2 separate regions of the Homo sapiens genome follow, and region 2 is linked to region 1. Evidence: read pairs that join two places in POLR2A ChIA-PET (ENCODE). Cell type or tissue: A673. All regions are shown on one strand. Links, peaks and the distances in the headings refer to the core of each region. The heading gives the core; the rest is flanking DNA.

Region 1 (6,515 bases), core at 1,142-5,141:
TGTTTGTGAGGTTTTCTTATTCTCTATCCATATTAAAGGTTCTCTTTGATATCTACCAAGCTATTTAGAATGTATTGCTATAATTTATAAAATGGTTGCTATTTTTAAAACATTGATTTAATTGGAATGCTATAGCTTTCCTTTTAGTTTTGTTTTATGTATCTTGATCCATAGATTTCAGCTAGAGCTAAAACCTTAAACTACTCATAAAACATTAAGACAAATATTTAGAATATATAGAAATCATACATACACATACATATATGAATCATGTATATGCAGAGGTATTTGTACTTTGCCCTAGTTTCTGTTTTTGGAATATGTGGTGGTTCTATGTGACCATCCAAACTAATTGATGACAATTTTTCACACACAATCCCTTTTTTACATAGATTGCCCAAAACATATTTTATTTTTCAGACTACAGTTTGGCAATTTTAGGTCTAATGTTCAGAAAACACATTTGAAAGTGGTTTCACATGACCCAAGATGGACATGTTGCTTACTGACCTGAAAATTTTTACTCTTGGAAACTAGACTACTTTGTGAATTCAGGGGTTTTCCAGATTTACTTTAAAATAAGTCCTTGTGTTCTGATGTCTACTTTTCTTCTTCACACACATATAAACACAAAAACATATACACATTGCATGTTAGAATTTTCTCAAGTTGATTTTTGTTTAAGGTTCTGGCTAACAACAGATGCATTTAGACAAACTGAAATTATTTTAAAAAACAGGAGTTAACTTACGTTACCCCCATTTCTACAGCAGTTTAGGGAGGTACCATATTTATTTCAGTGAGGCTACAAAAACTGGAAATCAAGGTAACTTGTTTCTCTAAACTTCCATTAGCAGAGTAGCAGCAATCTTGAATCCCTCTCTCCCTGAAGTGCCTTCTTACCCTTGATAGGTTCTAGATGGCTCCCTTCCCTTGGTGGAAACGTCCTTCTGCTGCCCAGACCTCATTTGGTTGATGAGAGCCTTCCCACTCTCTGGTTATTGTCCAAGTTGCTCTATTGACAGAGGATTTATCTTCATTTCCCCTCTCTTCATCCCTCTAGCTCTGCCACCAATGTTACAATTCACAAAGTATGCCTGATAAAAAGTTATAAACTCACGTTGCATTTATTGTATTTTCACAGACCTCTACCCCCAACTACGAATTTAGAAAAAGTTTCCTGGAGACTAGTTTGAAAAATATTTACGGTGGCACCACTAGATATCCCATAACAACCCACCCCAGTGACAGACAATTTCAGGAAAACCTTGACTCTTTTTTTCTCTCCGAATAAGTCTTTTGCCCATGGGAAACACCAACACAGAGATTAAGGGATGTTTTTTGTACCCTTTCCTCCTAGAGCATCTCAGTGTTTGAGCTAACAGTCTTTTCAAAGTATTTAGTCATTGTTCTCTGCCAAAAGGTGATCAGTTCCTTCCGAAAGACAGCCTGTGCCAATAGACCCAGACATGCTAGAGTGCAGTGTGCATGGCGGAACACACGCCCCTTTCCCTCAGTGGGTCAGCATGGTCACCTTTGGTAATTTAGCTCAGACTATTCCAGAACCATTAGATACAGGCTGTCTACTACAATATATGTTTCTTTGATGCATATTGGCTCCTGTGTGTTTGGTAAATAGGGAAATTATATCAATTCAGTGTGTAAGTTTTTGTGGTTCATAGATTTCCTCTTGCATATTAATGTTTGGAAGTGATCAGGAATAAGGTTTCTCACAGCTAAAGAGACAGCCATAAAAAATTATTTATGAAGACCTTAAGGGGAAAAAATTCTCTTCTGCAGAAGTGTTTTTATTTAGTGAAAGAAATGGGGAGTTTACCGGCTTTAAGACTCACTCACTGTAGTTGCCGCTATATTTAGCTGTCTGAAGAAGCTGCACGTGCATCCAAAGAAACTGAGAAGGAAACTGATTGATGAAGAAGGCCATCCTTGGATCATACTTTTAATTTTGGTGAAATTGCTCTGTTATTAGAAATGAATGTCTCCAAAGACCTACAAAAAGGAAAACACAAGCCTATGGGTTTTAAGTTTGCAAAGGATGGACTGTCATACGAAATGCAAAAATTAGTTGCAATTTTAACTGTGCTGATTGGTTTTGGTTTCTTTAGGGCTCTGGTCCCAAAGTTCCTAAAGTTTGTGTGGTCTGGTCATTGTCCCTATTTTTTTTTTAAGTCCTATTGCCCTCCCTCTCTCCCTCCCTCCCTCCCTTCCTTCCTTCCCGTATTTTTTTTCTGAAGTCTTTCTTTCTTTCTTTGTTACTTTCTTTGTTTCTTTCTTTCGCATACCCTTGCAAAACAGAGATTGCTAGGACTACATATACGAGGCAGAAATGCCTATAATTGCACCTAAAAGGTAGGCATAGCCAGACTGCTGGGCTTAGGGCTATGCTATGACTGCTTTGCATAATATAGCCATAATATAAAAGGAAGAATGGGAGATATTTTCTATATTTTAGATTAATAATTTACATGACACTGTCTAGCTGGTAAACCAAGCATAAACCAACACTTATATAGAAGGAATATCCCCTACCTCTCCATTTATTGTAGAAGCAGAGCATCTATTCTGAAAAATAGACGACTCTCAATAGACAGCAAGGATTACATATGGCCACAATGGGGAGAAACTTGGCCCAGTTTAGAGCCAGGACTCAATTTTGCCATAGTCGGCTATAAAACTCCAGATGACTTCACTCTTTACATTTACACATGTAGATCTTTACCTCTGGAATATCTGGTAAAAGGACCTGCGTTGGAGAGAAGGCAATCTTTAAAAGTAGTTGAACCAGGCTAGAGGCAGTTAGGGGAGGCTTCCTTCCTCTCATTCTGAGTTTAAAATTGACTTCAACTCCTTGATCTATAGGAATCATTTGTGACAGTTTCCCCATGGTTAAGGCAAGTCATTGGAGAGAGCTGTAAAGCAAGATCATAAGCACCAATTTTTTTTTCTTCAGAAAGGATTGTAGAAGTAGTAATATGAATAATGGTTGAATAATTGTTATATAACTTCTTGAATGCACTTATAAATAAGTTAATTATCTTTGCTCATTTTAAGCTGAATATGTAAAAGGTACACTTGGTATATCATAAATAGATTTAGTCTTTCATCATTTTTGCAAGATACAAGTTGAAAGTGCTAAGAAGGAAAAAGGGCTTAGCACCAAAGCCAAGCTAATTACATGAGTTAAAATTATATAAATAATATAGTTTAATTACATTCAGTAAACTTTTAGTCTGTCCCTGGGAAATGACCTGTAGCTTTGCTTCCCTCTTCACTGAATCCTAGGGGAGATTCCACTCTTCAAAATGTAGCTATTGTATAGGAGGTAAATCACATTTTTAATAGCCTGGTGACTTATTTTAGAATGAACCCTGCCATTTTAATCAAATGGAAAATATTCGTGCATTCTCCAGAGTAGAAAGGCCCAGTGAGCGAACTAAAACCATGATAAGGGCTCTAGAGAAAGATTTGAGAATCTAAACTCCACATTCTTAAGACCCTGGAGATTCACAAGTGTCACTTTAAAGGAAAGTGTTGTAGTCTTCAGTAGAAGGATGTACTTCAACTTTTGTGAGGCAGGAGCTCCCTCCAGAGTCCACACGTGGTAAGCTGCAGGCCTGCTGGAGTGGGTCCCCATCCAAGGAAGATATTTAAGGCTGATTTCTTCTCCCAGTGAGATTGAGTTGGGGAAGGGGTATTAAAGGAGGACAGAGAAACTCTCTTGAAAGCTTCTATTGAAGTCTGTGTAAACACAACTACTTAAGAAAGCAGCCTTGGGTATTCTTATTTAAATCAAATACAAAGAAGAATCTATCTATCTTCTGGGCAGACAATAATGTAACCTAGACTAGAGTTTGGTTGGTTCTTGACCTCATATCTTCTGTCATTGTGGTACTAGTCTCTGGCTCCAGGGTCATATGCCAGATGTTGAGGCTGATGAGTGGAAGGGCTGGAATTAACAGTGTGCTAAGGGTGTGCACCAGTAGACATAGAGTGGCCCAGAAAGGGTTCAGCCCTAGTGTACTTATTTACACTTGTTTATATGGTTTTCAGGAATACTTCTCGATCACTTCAAATGAGGTCTAAGCTGTGTCTTCCACTTCCACATAATTAACTCTGTTGCTGTGACTGCTGCTTTTCTTATCTCTCTGTTGCAGCAGCTGATGGAGATGGGGGGGCCTCAGTCAGTGACAGTAAGGATCAGCAGCATCACTGTCCCTGTGTTACACCTATATGCCTAGCAGTATGCTGGGTTTTTAAATGTACTATCTCCTGTGCTTATAACCATACTGAGATAGTATATTTTCAATTTCACTATATTTTTGGATGATGAAAGTGAGGCTCAGAGAACTAGAAAACTTGCAGGTCACGTAACTCGAAGATGGAGATCCTGGGACTCAAATTCTGGCATATACACCCATTGCCTTGTTAGGGATGCTAACAGCCAAGAGGTTGTGTTCCAGTTTGCTACAGGACATTAACTTCTTTTTACAGGGAAAGTTAGAAAAAGGTAAAAGGCAAAGGTTTAGTGTGTCATTATTGCAGAATTTTTTCTTGCCTCCTAAGACAGGGTTTCACAATCTCGGCACTTGACATTTGGGCCAGATAATTCTTTGTTGACAGTTCTTTGTCCTGTACATTGTAGGATGTTTAGCAGCATCTGTGGCATCTACCCACTAGATGTCAGGAACACACACATCCGCTTCCACCTCCCTAGTTGTGACAACCAGTTCTCCAGATGTTGCCACATGCCCCCTGGGGGGCAAAATCACCCCTGATTAAAAATCACTGCTGTAAGGGGTTAATTGAGGTAATGTTATGGGAGGAGGGTGTGACACAATGAAAATAACAGAGATGGATTTATAGGATTAAGGGGAAGAATTGGAACAGATTGATGAAATGGGACAAATAGATAGGAAGACTTTGTCCTAAGATGAAGATAGTTGTTAGATTAGTGGAGGGGGTTACATGCAGGTTCACAGGCTCCATCATGGCAGATCTGAATATTGTTGGTGGTAGTACAGTAATCATTCATGGATGCATTTATAACTCTTTCTCTCTTCTCCCTCCTCCCGCTTTTTTTTTTTTTAATAACAAATACCGGGAGTGGAGAAAAAAGATCCAATCCTGCTATTTCTCTAGTTCTACCTTTTGGCCAGTTGGTGGCCACTGAGGGCGTTTCAGAATTTGGTGTATATTTGTCCAAACTTTATTCTGAGTTATATTAAACTCATTCTCCTCTTGAATTATCCTCCTTATTTCTTATTTCCATTACTTGGTTTTGTTTTTTGTTTTGTTTTTGAGAGAGAGCGTCTCCCTCTGTCGCCCAGGCTGGAATGCAGTGGCACGATCTCAGCTCACTGCAACCTCTGCCTCCTGGGTTCAAGTGATTTTACCACCTCATCCTCTCCAGTAGCTGGGATCCCAGGTGCCCGCCACCACGCCCAGCTAGTTTTTGTATTTTTAGCAGAGACGGGGTTTTGCCTTGTTGGCCAGGCTGGTCTCGAACTCTTGACCTCAGGTGATCCACCCACCTCAGCCTCCCAAAGTACTGGGATTACAGGCGTGAGCCACCATGCCCGGCCCATTTCTTGTATTTTTAATTAGAAGAATTGCTAATACCTGTGGGGGGAAATTATTTGAAGTAACAAGAAAAATATCAATCATGCTTATTTTATTAACCTTCAAAGACAATTTTACAGTATACTTATCAGGACTATTATAAGAAATTCACTTATAAATATTGTAGTTACATACCATCGAATGCCAGAATGAATTATACAAAGGTAAAGTACGTAACAATACTATGAGTCCTTGCTCAGTGTCTTCAATAGGTTCAGGAAGAAGATGTACAATGAAGCTAATTTTACCATAGGCAAATTGATATTGTTGACTGAAGGAAAAAAATTTAAGCTTTTAAATAATTAAAGTTAGTTCTATTTGGAAGTCTTACTGAGGACTATAGACTGAGGCTTATAACCCAGAAGCAATTCTGTCAGGCTGTTTTAAGGCAGTATTTTAGTTTATGGTTTACATGTAGGTGGTGAAGATTTAATATGTGTAAAATTATATCTAAGTTTCAGTGTAAGAGTATATTTGGTGATAGGTTATAGAAGTATAATCATTAATTTTGTCAAATGTTATTTTATGTATAGGAAAAGACAAGGACTAGGATCATTGATCTTTTAAGAAATGTAGTGACTGAGGCAAGAGTTGTGGTGGGGCCATGTGTTTTATTTTGTTTTGTCTTTAAAGTATTTTTTACAGAGCTGTATGTCATCACTGAATCAAGAGCTTTGTGAAATTATGTTGGCAAGTAGAAATGAGCATGCCTTTTTATGTTTGTTATTGTGCCTTACAACATAAACAAGAGTCAAGTTCCTATGGCATGTTTCTGGTCACAAAAATATCACCAAACTTCTAAGTAAGGACCAAAATACTTCTAATATTAAATATTGAAATAAATGTGAAGTATGCATACATTTAATAAATATTAA
Region 2 (6,515 bases), core at 1,655-5,654, 100 kb before region 1:
TATATGTGCATTCTTAACAGTATCAGATAGGATGAGGCAAGGGACTCTAAACTGAACTCTGTATATTCTGGTGTGTTAAGCTAATCCTGGTGCTCTCTGTAGCTCTCCACACATAGTCACCTGATAGTCTGTTTTTCTCCCCTGCCCACTGTCTTTAGGATTGCCTCGAAAACCCTGGGTTTAGCTACTGCCTACCCTGGAATACTCACTCCAGCCATCCGGATTTCTTCCTATCACTGTAACTCATCTCAGGCATTCTGCACATTCTCCTTTCCACTCTATCCCCTTGCTTGGGTAATATCTGTGCATCTGCCAGTGTCCTCTTGAATGGCTCTTGTTCCAGGAAGCCTTTCTGGATCCACTAGAGTAGATTAGATATCACTAGGTGCCTCCAGCATCCAGTGCTGAATCATAAATATCTCTTATCATAGCATTCATCATATAATTTAATGTCTGCCTTCCCTATGGACCTATAAACTTTGTGGAAAGCAGAGAATTCTTCTATCTTGTCTATCATCATATCTCTAGCACCCATGTTCAATTTATAGTTAATGAAATCCAACAAACTAATCATGTCTTCAACTTGAAATAGGAGGCTCAGTAGAGTAAAGGGAACTCTAGAGTGGGAGTCTGCAGAAATGGGTTTAAATCCTATTACTACTACGGTGTGGCCATTTGCTTTGACTCTAGTCCCTTTCTTCCCCTACAAAGCAAGTTAAATAGCATAATTTAGTTTGCTCATATCACAGTTTGTGAAGCTAAGAAATACAAACACTATTGTAAATTGAAGAGGGACACTTTGGTACCCTAGAGAAAAACTGCTGTCCGCACAATGGGGCTGAAAAGGCCAACAGTTGAACAACAGCCTTTTCCATGGAGCCTGTCCCTGGCTGTGCAGTTGGAACTGCTTGCAGTGTAGTTGGCTGGGTCTGCCTCTTTGCCTCGCTCGGATGCACCAACCTGGTGATTCCTCCAGCCTGCTCACCAAAGGGGGCCGAGGGACACATCGCCTATTGTCTCCCTGGCAGTTTATGCAAGACAGAATCATTTATATAATTTTATTTATGAACTCCAGGCATTATACCTTGGCGTCAAAACAATGGAAATGTACATTTGTAGGTCTCAATGATTCCCATTTAAAGTCCAACGAGCTCAGTCAAAACAGGCTAAATTCACGATCTTTTATTTATAACTTATATCCAACGTCATAAAAGATGAGGCTGTGTAGGGTAATATACACATGAAACCAGCTGTTTAGATAATATATGAAGACACTGTTGGAGAGGGAGAACGGCATGCCAGGACATGTGATCACTGCAGCTCTGTAAGGTAGAGGTTGGGGCTCCGGCATGGGGGCGAACGGAACATTTATTATGGGCCTAAAGACAGAGTGTCTCATTCCTCTATTTTCTTGTTCTTTCTCTTTATCTTGTGGATGTGCAAATATTTGTATTTCATAAAAGGGGAAAAATCAATTCATAGTTCCTCACTAACAGGACAATACAGAAGATGGACATTTTTTCTTAGGTATCCTTTCTAATTATTCATTTTTTTTGTTCAATAATTAAAATACACCCATAAATTGAATCGCATGATGGAATGACTAGGTATAATAGAAAGTCAGTCACACCTCATTCGTAATAGTAATAAATAGCTCAGCCCATGTGTTCATAGCCATCAGTATGTAGGGAAGGGCTTATTCCAAAAGTCTGTGCTCCACAAGAATGCTAATGTTCGTTTATCAGCTGTTGTTTTACAAGATTCTGCATGGACTTTGCAGGTGGGGTTTGTGCTGAAGGTTTTTATTTGTCTTAAAAACACAGGAAAAATAAAATTATATAGATTTTCCACGTTAACCTATCTAGTGTAACTTATTAATTCATTTGGTTTAATAACTACTTGGGTATGAATCACAATTATTAGATTGCTGACTTCACCCAGTCTTGCCTTGCTCCCAATCATTTCTTAATACTTAGCATTAAGAAAATGAGACACTTAATCATAATAACCACAAAGTCAGAAATAACCTAGAAACAACATCCATATTTTCAGACATCCCATAAATCCCAAACAGGTCTCTATTGTAAGGATTTCCCCCGATCAATTCTATAAGTTCCTTTGTATTTTTTAAGTGTCTTAAAACCTAAAGTTTGCCTATTCTTTATCATCTAAAAAAAAAAACCTTCATTCAAAGTGTAAAATTAATGATTAATCTTCTTTTAGTTACTTATCTTCTCTGAGAAGAGGATTATGATCTCAAGAAACGGTAGTTACCTCTCTATTTTACTCACTTGAGCAAGGTACACACCAAAGCAATCTACTTTTAAAATGTTCCCTAATTAACCAACTTATTAAGTTTTGCCATAGAAACATTTTATGTCACATCAGTGAACTTCCACTAAAAATGGGGTGGTGGGAGAGAGATAGAGTATTAATTGTTAAAAAAAAAAAAAAAGCAAACTGGCATGCTTAAGAAAAAATCAGCCCATACAGCACCTGTTAAAGCATTCACTTTTTGGTGAATATGCACATATATATGCGCATATATAAACATGAATGCACATATATAAACATGAATGCGCACATATAAACATATGCGTGTATATATACACTATATATGCACATATATAAACATAAATATGCACATATATAATGCACACATATAAACATAAACGATTAAACTAGATCATAAATCATAAAAACTAGATGCCAGCTGGGCAAAACATATGATGTTCATGGTCCCCAAACACATACAAGTTTGAACCTAAAACATTAAGTAGGGAAGTACAATATATTATAAGTCAGTTAATCCTAAAGTGTGGTAAACCGGGGGTAAAAAGATGATTAAGTAGGCTGGGTGAGGCGGCTCACACCTATAATCCCAGCACTTTGGAGGGCTGAGGGAGGTGGATCACCTGAGGTCAGGAGTTCGAGACCAGCCTGACCAACATGGTGAAACCCCGTCTCTACTAAAAATACAAAACTTAGCTGGGCATGGTGGTGGGCGCATATAGTCCCAGCTACTTGGGAGGCTAAAGCAGGAGTATCGCTTGAACTCAGGAGACGGAGCTTGCAGTGAGCCAAGATCACACCACTCACTCCAGCCTGAGTGACAGAGCGAGACTCCATCTCAAAAAAAAAAAAAAAAAGATGATTAAGTAGATAGAACACAAACATTTAAAATTTTGATAATTACACATTTATATTTTAATATGTGTAGAAAAAATACACTGCTGTGATGTTATTGGTATTGCTGTTTAATACAATGCTAAATTTAGGTTTATAAAAAGTAAGTAATTTTAATGAAAAATATGAAAGCAATAGGATATTGCTAGTTTAGGTAGGACTGAAAATAGTATACATAGTACCAATATGAATAAAGTTCGGGAATCATTAACACAGGTAACTCACTAGTATTAATGCCACACTTATGGTATAATTTAAGTGTTACAAAACTGAAATCAAGGTAATCATATGAAGAAGAAAGTATGATAATTTGGTTCATCGGTTATCACATTTTATATGGTGTCACTAGGGAAATAACTTTCCTAACACTTTGTTCTTAGGCTATTTACACTTAATTACCCTATTCAATGGTACAATGATTCAATCAGTGAATATTTATTAAGCGTCTACTAGGAGGACAAGGTCCTCTAATAGGTAATTTTAGGGAATAGAGAAATATTTTTAAAAACACACCATTGTCTTTAAAAATTTTTTTGGTAATGCTCATTTTGAAAAGTAATAATTTCACTGTTAATAATGTAGGTACAGAAAAACATTAGGAATATTACCAGCAATCCTACTATTCAGATATAGATCAAAATGTTAATGGGTTATTTTTTTAAAGTTGTTTGAAAAATGAAAATATACAGATTTCTTTTATTAACAGAATTAGAACCAGAGTGTGTTTAGCTTTGTATCATGTTTTCTTCTCCACTTAATGGCCTATTGTTTCCTTTACTAAATATTTTTTAAAACATAAAGGAACAGATATACTGTTTAATGATTCATCTACCAATAGGCATGTGGCTGAGTTCTGGCGCATACAATTTGGGCAGAAGGCACATTTCCTGCCTCTAGGACTGACTCTTTAAACACTTCCTAGGCCGGGCGCGGTGGCTCATGCCTGTAATCCCAGCACTTTGGGAGGCCAAGGGGGGCGGATTGCCTGAGCCCAGGAGTTCAAGAACAGCCTGGGCAACATGGTGAAGCCCCGTCTCCACTAAAATACAAAAAATTAGCCGGGCATGGCAGTGGGCGCCTGTAGTCCCAGCTACTTTGGAGGCTGAGGCAGGAGAATTGCTTGAACCCGAGGGGTGGAGGTTGCAGTGAGCTGAGATTGCGCCACTGCACTCCAGCCTGGATGACAGAGCGAAACTCCGTCTCAAAATAATGATAATAATAATAATAATAATAATAATAATAATAATAATAATAACACTTCCTAGTGATCCTGCAAGTGCTCTTTTTCACCTTCCACTGCCAGCTAGTTGCAAAGCATCAGTGAAGGCCTTTGACATCCCAGGAGATAGCAGATCTACCAAATGGAGAGAGTCCCTTCCCCACCCCTCAGCAAACCCACAGAGAGAAATGGGCTGTGCTGTGATGAATTTTTATTGCATTAAGCCCCTGAAATTTTGGAGTCATCACAGCAACTATTCATTTATGTTCTTCTTCCAAGTCTTAAAAACTTCCAATCCTCTGTTCCCTTGTTTTGCAGCACTTTTTCTATGGGCCTGATTTTGATTTTTTTTTTCTTTTAATCTCAAATGAAGACGTCTATCTAGTGGTCTCCCCGCTGAGTGAATATACTTGATTTCACTTACTACCACTTCTCAAATCCAAGGTAGGAGAGTAGGTTGCCATGTACATCACCTAAGACAATTTTTAATGAAACATTTATCTAATATGATCCTACAGAATGTCCTCTTTCTCTGCCATCTATCTAGTTTTCTAACATTTGGTATCAAAAAGTCCATGAAAAGCTATAATCTTCTTGATGTTCTCCAACCAGGACACTGACGCTGTACTTTAGTGCTTTATTTGAGATGATACTTTTCAGGATGCAATGAATGACTACCTCTACGGGTGAACCACTAAAGGCTTTTGCTCCAAGAGTGATATGATTGAACTTATATTTTAGAAAAATAATTCTGGTAGTGCTAGAAATTATGGTTTTAAGAAACAGGATCCTAGAAGGTGGGAAAATGATGAAGGAAACAGCAAGGGACCCTGAATCACAGCAGTGAGAATAGATGCAAAAGTAAATACCAATGATAGAATGGTCTTGACTTGATAACAACTAAATCTGGGAGGGAAAAGTGGAGGAAACTATGGAAGATGTCAGAAATTTCTTGTTCAAGTGTCAATGGCTAAATCAGGAACCTACAAAGAACAGGTGACTCGGTGGGGAAATAAACAAATTCCATTCTGGAAATGCTGACTTCGAAGTGCTAATGGAACATCCACTGAGAAATGTCCTGTAGGTTTAATGCTCAGAAAACAACCCGTGCCAAAAGTTTAGGTGTGGGGATTATTAACATAAGTTGAAGCCTTGTGAATGGGTTAGTCCAGGAAGAGATTAAAAATTGAGGAAAAGAAAAAGAACTAGAACGGACTGAATTCTAAATGATGCCTTGTTTTTAGAGATAGTAGAATTAGGGAAAGAGACAGAAAGAATGGATAGAAAGAGAAAGAACCTGGAGCCCAGAAATCAAGAGATGAGACAATTTCAATGATAATTCCAATATGCAATTTAACCCATTTAGTAATTAAAAATTTTTTTAATTTTATTTTTTATTTCTGGAAATTAGGTCTTTTCTCAATTTTACTCATATTTTCAGGCCTCTTTTTTCACTTCTTGAAATGTATTAAACATACTTATTTTACGTTCTATGTCTGATAACTGCAACTGCTAATTTTTTATGCATCATATTTCACAGTTTATGGATTTTGCTGGCTCTCCCTTATGGCATCTTGAGTGTTCAGTGATTGTCAACCGTGAGTAACTCATTGTTTTAGAGACCACATGAACAAAACATTTTTCAAAGCATGAGGTGAAGGGGTTCTTGCAAAAAGGATTTGTATTTGCTTTTCAGACGCCTGTGCCATTATTGGCCTGGAACCACTTTAAACTTATTGTACGTTTTAAAATAACTAAGAGTATAATTGAAATGTTTATAACACAAAGAAATGATAAATACTTGAGGTGATGGATACCCCATTTACCCTGATATGATTATTACAACACTGTACTCATGTATCAAAATATCTCATGTACCATATATATATGTGTGGTATATATATATGTGGTATATATATATATATGTGGTGTATATATATGTGGTGTATATATATGTGGTGTATACACACACACACGCACACACACACACACACATACCTACTATGTACCTGTATACATAAAAAATTAAAAATAAAAGAATAGGCTGGGTACAGTGGCTCATGCCTGTAATCCCAGCACTTTGGGAGGCCGAGGCAGGGAAACACCTGAG

The links. Peaks named below come from ENCODE experiments on the same cell type or tissue, not always from the same donor. Only the 100,000 strongest peaks of a DNase experiment are listed, where the experiment ranks them.
Region 2: POLR2A ChIA-PET joins it to region 1 with 6 read pairs; 17 of 35 experiments call an interaction of 5 or more read pairs at or near these places.

Annotation. Positions count from the first base shown.
Region 1 is chr4:173,254,335-173,260,849 of GRCh38, forward strand. All of the region lies in intron 2 of GALNT7 (polypeptide N-acetylgalactosaminyltransferase 7), which reads left to right. It overlaps LOC124900812 (a long non-coding RNA gene), which reads right to left. Exons shown (of 3, transcript XR_007058367.1): 3 at 2,184-6,515. Among named protein-coding and RNA genes, the nearest start is that of MIR548T, 11 kb to the right of the region's middle. RefSeq lists an enhancer at 433-482. In A673, for the core only: a CTCF peak has its summit at 3,611; DNase peaks (open chromatin) are centred at 3,587 and 4,747; H3K27ac peaks cover 1,135 bases.
Region 2 is chr4:173,151,384-173,157,898 of GRCh38, forward strand. The region is part of intron 6 of GALNT7-DT (GALNT7 divergent transcript); the gene reads right to left. Among named protein-coding and RNA genes, the nearest start is that of GALNT7, 14 kb to the right of the region's middle. In A673, for the core only: no CTCF peak of the experiment used is centred there; no DNase peak of the experiment used is centred there.